3 separate regions of the Homo sapiens genome follow, and all the other regions are linked to region 2. Evidence: read pairs that join two places in POLR2A ChIA-PET (ENCODE). Cell type or tissue: PC-9. All regions are shown on one strand. Region 1 overlaps HSD11B1-AS1 (HSD11B1 antisense RNA 1). Region 2 has its middle 42 kb from the start of SYT14. Region 3 overlaps LAMB3 (laminin subunit beta 3).

Evidence for each region. ChIA-PET counts read pairs that join two places held together with the same protein. Peaks named below come from ENCODE experiments on the same cell type or tissue, not always from the same donor. Only the 100,000 strongest peaks of a DNase experiment are listed, where the experiment ranks them.
Region 1: POLR2A ChIA-PET joins it to region 2 with 9 read pairs; 1 of 35 experiments calls an interaction of 5 or more read pairs at or near these places.
Region 3: POLR2A ChIA-PET joins it to region 2 with 5 read pairs; 2 of 35 experiments call an interaction of 5 or more read pairs at or near these places.

What each region holds. Positions count from the first base shown.
Region 1 is chr1:209,691,900-209,694,399 of GRCh38, forward strand. The region is part of intron 1 of HSD11B1-AS1 (HSD11B1 antisense RNA 1); the gene reads right to left. It also overlaps a transcript of HSD11B1 not described here. Among named protein-coding and RNA genes, the nearest start is that of HSD11B1, 12 kb to the right of the region's middle. In PC-9, CTCF peaks have their summits at 1,182 (motif pointing left) and 1,384; a DNase peak (open chromatin) is centred at 1,182.
Region 2 is chr1:209,894,566-209,897,065 of GRCh38, forward strand. No RefSeq gene overlaps it. Among named protein-coding and RNA genes, the nearest start is that of SYT14, 42 kb to the right of the region's middle. RefSeq lists an enhancer at 830-2,029. In PC-9, no CTCF peak of the experiment used is centred here; DNase peaks (open chromatin) are centred at 1,316 and 1,946; H3K4me3 peaks cover 358 bases; H3K27ac peaks cover 2,500 bases.
Region 3 is chr1:209,648,055-209,650,554 of GRCh38, forward strand. LAMB3 (laminin subunit beta 3) reads right to left here. Exons shown (of 23, transcript NM_000228.3): 3 at 1,910-2,064. Among named protein-coding and RNA genes, the nearest start is that of LAMB3, 3.1 kb to the right of the region's middle. In PC-9, no CTCF peak of the experiment used is centred here; DNase peaks (open chromatin) are centred at 1,417 and 1,757; H3K4me3 peaks cover 2,136 bases; H3K27ac peaks cover 2,374 bases.

The sequences.
Region 1 (2,500 bases), 200 kb before region 2:
GTTGGTTTTCAGGGGAAAATAAATTAAGATTTAAAAGCGATTTGCCTGTCAGTGGGACCAGGGCTGAGAAAGGAAAGAGCAAGGATTGTTGTCACTAGTTGTAAACCTTTTGTACTAGGTGACTTTTTAAGCCCTCCTCATGTATTATATTAATAAATGTAAAAACTAGTTTATTTAAAAAAAAAAAAAAAGGAAATGGCTCAGTTATAACACAGCAGTCTCCCAGGGAATACATTCTACCAACCAGTCAGCATGTTGATGTCTGGAGCCATTAAGTCTCTAACAAGCTAAAGTTAAAAGTATTTACCTAATTACCCAAAGTAGAAGTTCGGACCGGTATGTCTACAGGTTACTTTAGAATCACCTGGGGACTGTCAAAGAAAACCAGAGCTAGAGAGCAGTTAAAGTGGTAAAAACAGGTTTTAATCGGGACTATTGCAATGGAGGAAAAGAGATCTCAGTAAAGAACTGGACTCAATTCCAAATACACCATGGGAAGTGAGTGATAATTTACACTCAAAGAGCAGGATGGTGACTGGTGGATGGAAAATTTCTAAGAGGAAACATCAAGGTTGGGGTAAGGAGGGTTCTGGCTGAAAGGAAACAGGATTATTTCTGAAGACAGGCCAGGGTGGTCAGGCACCCCCTGGGGGATGATGGCAAATGAAAAAACCAATTAGAGATCAAGGAATCGGGTATTAAAATGGCGGGGGGGGGGGTGGGGGCTCGGTTCTTGCTAAATTGACTTAGCAGGATTCTTTGTAAAACTGGATTTTACAAGGAAGTGCCCAGATGGGCCTAGAAGGTTCAGGAGCCTGACTAAAGTTTGGCCAGAAAAATCTTTGTCAGGAACTTTGCAAAAAATCCAGATTCCTAGGTCCCACCCTTAATAAGCCAGACTCAACAGGATTTGGTGGGGTCTAAGGATCTGCCCTTAGTTCCCCCAGATGATTCATGGAGGTTTGGGAATCACTGGACTAGAGTGGAAATCAGGAGTGTGTGTTAGGAGGAGCAAGGGAATCAGTTTACATGTATTTTATGTGTGTGTAACTATTTCTGTATATTTAAGTCTCTCTCCCTCCCTCCTTCATTCTCTTTTATTTTCAGTTAACCCATAAATCCCTCTGGACTGCTGACGGCATTGCCAGAAATTAAGTAGCCATCCGAGCTGTCTCTCCCACTCCTGGGGCTCCCTCTGCTGGCAGAAGCATGTTAAAATTCTTAGCATCCTAAATCTAGAAATTCTCGTTCAGTTCCCTATTAGGTCAGTTTTTTGAGACTGTTGCCAAACCCTCAAATTTCATGAATCCTCCCATCAGATATAAAATACAAAGTGAAGCCTGGGAAAACTTTCTTGCCTTAAATTTGTGAATATATAAAGATTAGGAGGGAGCAGGACAAGGCAGAAATGAAAATGAAAGGTATATGCTGTGGTCAATACTGAGGAAGAGGAGACATTTGAGAATTTAAGTTCCCACCTTCTTCTTCCTGGCCCTCCCCCAGGAGATATGAATAGATGGGGAAGCTGCATGTAGCTGCTTTCCAAAAAATGCAAAGAAGGAAACAAGTTAGACTAAAAAGCTCACTGAATTTGGAAGCAGAAGGCAAGGATTCAATATCCACCCGTCCTCTACTTCCTCGATTCTCAAAAGAAGTGGTCTCCTTTTCCAGAGCCATGTGCCATATCATCTGGAGTATGACTCCATAAATCATATCCTTCCAGTGATCTTGTTTTTAGATTCTACTGGATCTTTCCCACAAACAGAAAGGATGCTCAGCCCAGCACACTGTCTGGCACAAATGCTCAATGCATTTGAGCATTTGAATGAAAGTTTAACTCATTTCTATCCCCCAAATCAAAACCCTCTTTCAGATCTCCATGCTTCTCAAGTGCCTCAAAATTGTGGACCAGTAAACATTGCATTCCCTCAGGTACTTCACTCTTCAACTCACAGCATTTCCACTTTAGCTCCTCTGGAACTCTCAGGCAAAGATCTCCAATGATTCCTTTATGCCAGACCCCCTGTATTCTTGGCACTTCTCACCTTCCTTGACCTCTCCCATCTCACTGAGACCTGTTCCCTTGGGTTCTGTGCTCTCTGTCCTCCTGCTCCCAGCTCACCGTTGTTCTCCTTTGCTGGCCCTCCCCTTCCGCCCAACCCTCAAACATGAGTGTAAGATTTCCCTCTTAGCCTTCACTCTGTCCCTGGTGGCTTCATCTACTCCTATGGTTGCAACATTAACTTCCATGATTTAATTCTCCCAATTCTATATCTTTAACCTGGACCTTTCTTCTGAGTTCCAAATACCTACCAGACATCTGTATCTGGATGTATAAGAATCAGTTCATCCATTACACACTCAAAAAATGCTTACTGAGCACCTACCCTGTGCCAAGCACCGTACTAACTCTGGAGATGCAGGGGCAAGCAAGGTGGAAATGGTCTCTGCCTTCCCAGAACTATCTAATGGGAAAGGCAGACAGTGAATGGCTAGGAGT
Region 2 (2,500 bases):
CTCAGCTCTTGCAAAGTGGTTTAAAGGGGAAAAGAGATCAAGAGAAGCAAAGAGGCATTTTAATGAGGTAAGCGGAGAAGCCGCCAGCAATCACCTCTGGTCCCACAGCAATGCCCTTTCCCTTCTTCCATTTTTTTTTCAAAGCAGATGCCTCTAGATGGAATTGTTAAGGTCACAGTTCTTGCTGGATAAAAATCACAAATCGTGCTGACTTCAGCTCACCATTAAAATTCCCCACAATGCCAGTTTCAAAACAAAGTGCTCTCCGAAAGATGAAACCTTATGTGTTCCTCCCTTAACGTTCCCCTCTTAACCGCGCATCATATGAAGCCTGTCAGCTTCCCTGGACTCACTGTGCTTTATCACTAATCCTTCACTTTTCCCTTTCTGCCTCAAAGGAGGATGCTCCCCGCTTCTCTTACTGAACCAAACATGGATTTGCTTATGCTGTGCAGTAAAGCTAAACATCCACCCTGAGGTTTTGCAGCAAAAGAAAGGAGGATGTTTATTTGCAGGGCCCCAAACAAGGAGAATCTGGCAGTTTACACTTCAGACCTGACCTACTTGATGGCTTACAAGCAAGGCTTTTTGTTGTTGTTGTTTTGTTGTTGTTTGTTTGTTTGTTTGTTTTGAGACAGGGTCTCACTCTGTCATCCACGTTCAGCGTGTGCAGTAGTGTGATCTCAGCTCACTGCAACCTCCACCTCCCAGGCTCAAGCGATTCTCCTGCCTCAGCCTCCAGAGTAGCTGGGATTACAGGCATGCACCACTATCGCCCGACTAATTTTGTATTTTTAGTAGAAATGGAAACCGGTTTCACCATGTTGTTCAGGCTGGTCTTGAACTCCTGGGCTTAAGCGACCCTCCCACCTTGGCCTCCCGAAGTGCTGGGATTACAGGTATGAGCCACCGTGCCCAGCCTCAAGCAAGGTTTTTTCAAAGGCTGAGATAAATTTCAGGAAATCAGAAATCACAAGCAAAATGGTAAATCAATACATGGAGGTTATATATTGGTTTGGCCTAAAAAGGTGGTATATCTCGAATTGGGGCTTTACAGGTCACAGGTGGATTCAAAGACTCTCTGGTTTGCAATTCACTAAGGAAGCAAAGCTTTGTCTAAACATTTGGGGTTGGAAGAAAAGAATGTTAAGATCTAGCATGTGGGCATGACTTTCTCCAGGGCCCTCAGGAAGAAATTTAGAACAAAGAATGATAGAGTTCAGTCCTCAGTTCTCCCGTTTGAGGTCTACATGCCAGCAGACAGTATTTTCCATTTGGTGGGGTGCGGGGGAAGGTAGGGGCGGGTCCAGGTTTCTGAAAAACAACTCAGGGACGAGGTATGTTAAGATGTTATCTTTAGTTTCTCTAGAGAACCAAACATCCTGTGACTCTAACTTTCTTGGCTATTGTTTTAAGCTATTAGATTACTCATTTATTTCTCAAGGCTAGCTAGGTGCCTGGAATTTCCCTTGAAGAAACTCAAGATTTTCCTTTATTCCCATGCTTGGGTTGGGGGTGGGAAGGCAGGATCCTAAAAGGGGTCCCTGCTCTGTCTCACTTCCATTTCAGGATTTTCTTCTTTACTTGTTCTCTGAACCCCTTCCCAACTGATCTTCCTCCTGCCTCAGATCCACATTTCACATTGCCACCCAAGGATCTTCAATAACCACTTATATGAATATTGCTCTCTTACTCGGATACCTTCACTGGCTCCTCAAACTCACATTATTGAGCATGGTACTCAAGGCCCTCCCCAAGGACAAAGACCAGCTTACCCTCTTCACCCTTATTTCTACGTGCCCTAGCATTAAACTGACGTCAAAGCATATAGGATATAACTAACTACCTGCAATTTTAATGCAATGGAGCTGTTGGCTTGTAGCTATGACAGGAAAAGACATTTGACCACAGGGTATGCAGGGTATCTGGTGCAAAGGCATTCTGGCAGAGCAAACCCAACACATCAGTTTTACTGTTTCCCATGACTTGCGAATCCACCCTGGAGAGGATTTGAATCAGTTGACTTCTTCCTCTAAAACCTTCCTAGCTGCATGGCTGTTTGTGTGTGTGTGACTGCATTATTGAGTACACAAGCCTTTTGAATCAGGGATCTCAGATTTTAGAACTGTCAATTATTTCACATCATCCTAAACCTCTCTTCCCTTCCATTAGCGTGGATAATTGGAAGCTGATGAGGGTTAGCATTACACAAGGAGATAAATTCATTCAACAAACATTCAGCAAACACTCATTAAGTACCTAATGTATGCCACCTTGAGATACAGTGTAGAAGAGGACACAACCATGTAAGCATCATTACTTCAGAAGAAGAAATGCTATAATAAAGGTATGTTCAATATTAGGTGTACTGAGGGAACATAGAGACAGTGCTTCTCTAACAATCTAAAGAGGACAGGGAAGGCTTTGGGGAGAAGGTGACAAGACGTGGAGGATGTGAATCTGAGGCAAGGATAGAAGGAGAAGTAAATTTGCCAGACTT
Region 3 (2,500 bases), 250 kb before region 2:
AGAGGACAAAAAGGGAGTCTCTATGCCTTTAGTATCTATCTTCATTGCTGGAACCCATGGCCTCTGCAAAGGGTAGGCATGTAGTAGTGAGGGAAAGAGAAATGAAACAAGACAGAGAGGTGGAAGATGGGGGAGAGATGCTGATTGTCAGCAGTCGGCTCATTGCCAAAGAATGTTAGGGAAAAGGAGGGACCCTAAAGACCATCTCATCTAATACTCACTTACAGAAAAGGACAGCGAGGCTTACACAGGGGTAATCTCTTGCCCAAGGTCACACCTCAAGTCAGTGGCAGACCTGAAACTACACACTACATGAAAGATACTCCCTGCTATCCTCTATTCTTTCCAAAAGGCTAGATAAATTTATTCCCCCTTAGAAAAAAAAGAAGAAACAGCCAGTGCTTCTCAGCTTTCACAGCAGAAAAATAGCTGAGATTTATCCATCCCCAGGGTTGCAAAAGTCTAGACTCTGTTTTATAAGCACCCTGTTTTGCTCTCAAGGGGCTACTTAGGAGCAGAGAAGACAGCTGGCTTCCTGGGGCATCAGAGAGGCAGAGGGCAGGCCAGTGTTAAGCCAAAAGCCCCAGGCCTGGAGGAGGAGAAACTTTTCAGACAGGACTGGGATCAAGGGTACATCCCAACATAGGGGTCTCTGACCTCTCCTTGCCTCCCCTCCCAAAATGCAAGTCAGCCTGAGAAAGGAAATCGGCAGAGGTCTCCCTGAAATTTTTAGATATGGGCTCATAATTTGGAGGTTATGGGTGGAGGGAACAGCCAAAATCACTCTGTTGCCTAAAAAAAAAAATTTTTTTAATTTTTATTTTTTTAAAAATTCAATACTCAATACTGCCAGGTCCCCTGATGCTCATGGAGTAATCTAGACCCACAGGGAGTCCTGGCTAGGGCTGGCCATCTTACCCAACCCTGTCAAATGAGCTTCCCCACATCCAAGTGGGTGAGATGCAAAAACCACAGCCATCTCTGCTCAGCAACTCCAGTCATTTCCCTATACCATCTGTGCTAAAATAGCCAAGAGAACACAGGGACTAGAAGGGCAGTGAGGCCCAGAGGCCATATCAGATACCACCTTCCACAGCCCAGAAGACAAGGGCAGCCTGGAAAGGGGACAGATAACCCCGGTCTCTTTCCCCAAAAGGCTACAGCAACTCGGGACAAATCACTCCCTTATCCATTCCCTTGTTCAAGCAAAATGGCTAAATGAGGCAGCTGGTAGACAAGAAAACACTGAGTGATTTCAACTTTGGTAAAGAAAGATTCCCCCCTGTTGAGGGCAAACAAAAAGAAAACCAAAGTTCCTATAAAAAAAGACCCAGAGACAAATTAGAAGAAAAGTTTGTAAAAGCCATGACTAACAGGCAATGTTAGTCATAGCTCAAAGCATCGTGTTTCTGGATTTGATCCAACTTACATCTGAGCCTCTGACCCTGCTGGATAAGCTCAAGTCACTTCCTCATCTATCTCACTGACCATGGCACAGCTCAGTTCCTGCCATGGCAAGAACACAGTTCGGCCCACACATCCCAGCACCAAATAACACATGAGGCTCCATACACATAAACGGCCAGTGTTTGGCCTATTTGCCTATTCCCAAGACTTGAAAGACTATCCTGCCCATGCCCAAGGACTGAGAAAAGACTCCGTGTCATCTCAGAGAGATAAGAGAGAAATGAGCTATTTAGTTAATTCTGAGTACATTTCCTCTTGCCCAACCAACAGGTAAATTCCTTAGAGGCAAGGATCTGGCCTTATACTTTTACTGCACTCCCCAGTCCGTGTAGTACACAGGGCTTGGCCTACACCAAGTACATTCTAAGTATTCAGTGGACAAATGGCAGCTCACACACCCCTCCCATCCCGCCTTCCTCCAGTCCTGGGAAGTAGGGCCTACCTCGCCATACTGGGTGCAGTAGGTCTCAGGCTTGGTCAGTCCACAGGTAGATGAAGCTCGGAGAAACCGGGTCCTCCCAACAAGCAGGTCCCCAACAGGTGGATAGCAGGCCCCACGGGAGCAGGCTTGTTGGGCATGCAGGAGGCCAGGCAGGGCTGAAATCACAGGGATGTGTGATGGAGCAGTCCAGAAAAAAAGGGACCTCACTGGCCACCCCAGTATCTTTCAGGGAAGCTGACATTAGCAAGATTATATCCTTTCCCTCACTCAAGCTTCCACTCGCTGCTGGCAGTAATAATTGCAGTATTGATACTGTTATATTTTGAAAGTTGATTTCATATTCCAGAACTCAAAACTTGAAAAGGAGAAGAGGAGAAACACTGGCAACCAAAAACCATAGATGACCCTAAAATATGGCTTTTAGAACCAGACTGGAGACATAGACTCGGCCATCATGACAAGGTCCGCAGCTCTTTCCACCTGCATTGTGGCCTCTGTCAGCAGCCCAGAGGAGGGCTGACTGCTGAGCCATTGGCAGAACATTAAGAAAGGCCTGCATTTATTCTGCTCCTTTATCTTCAAAGCTGCCCC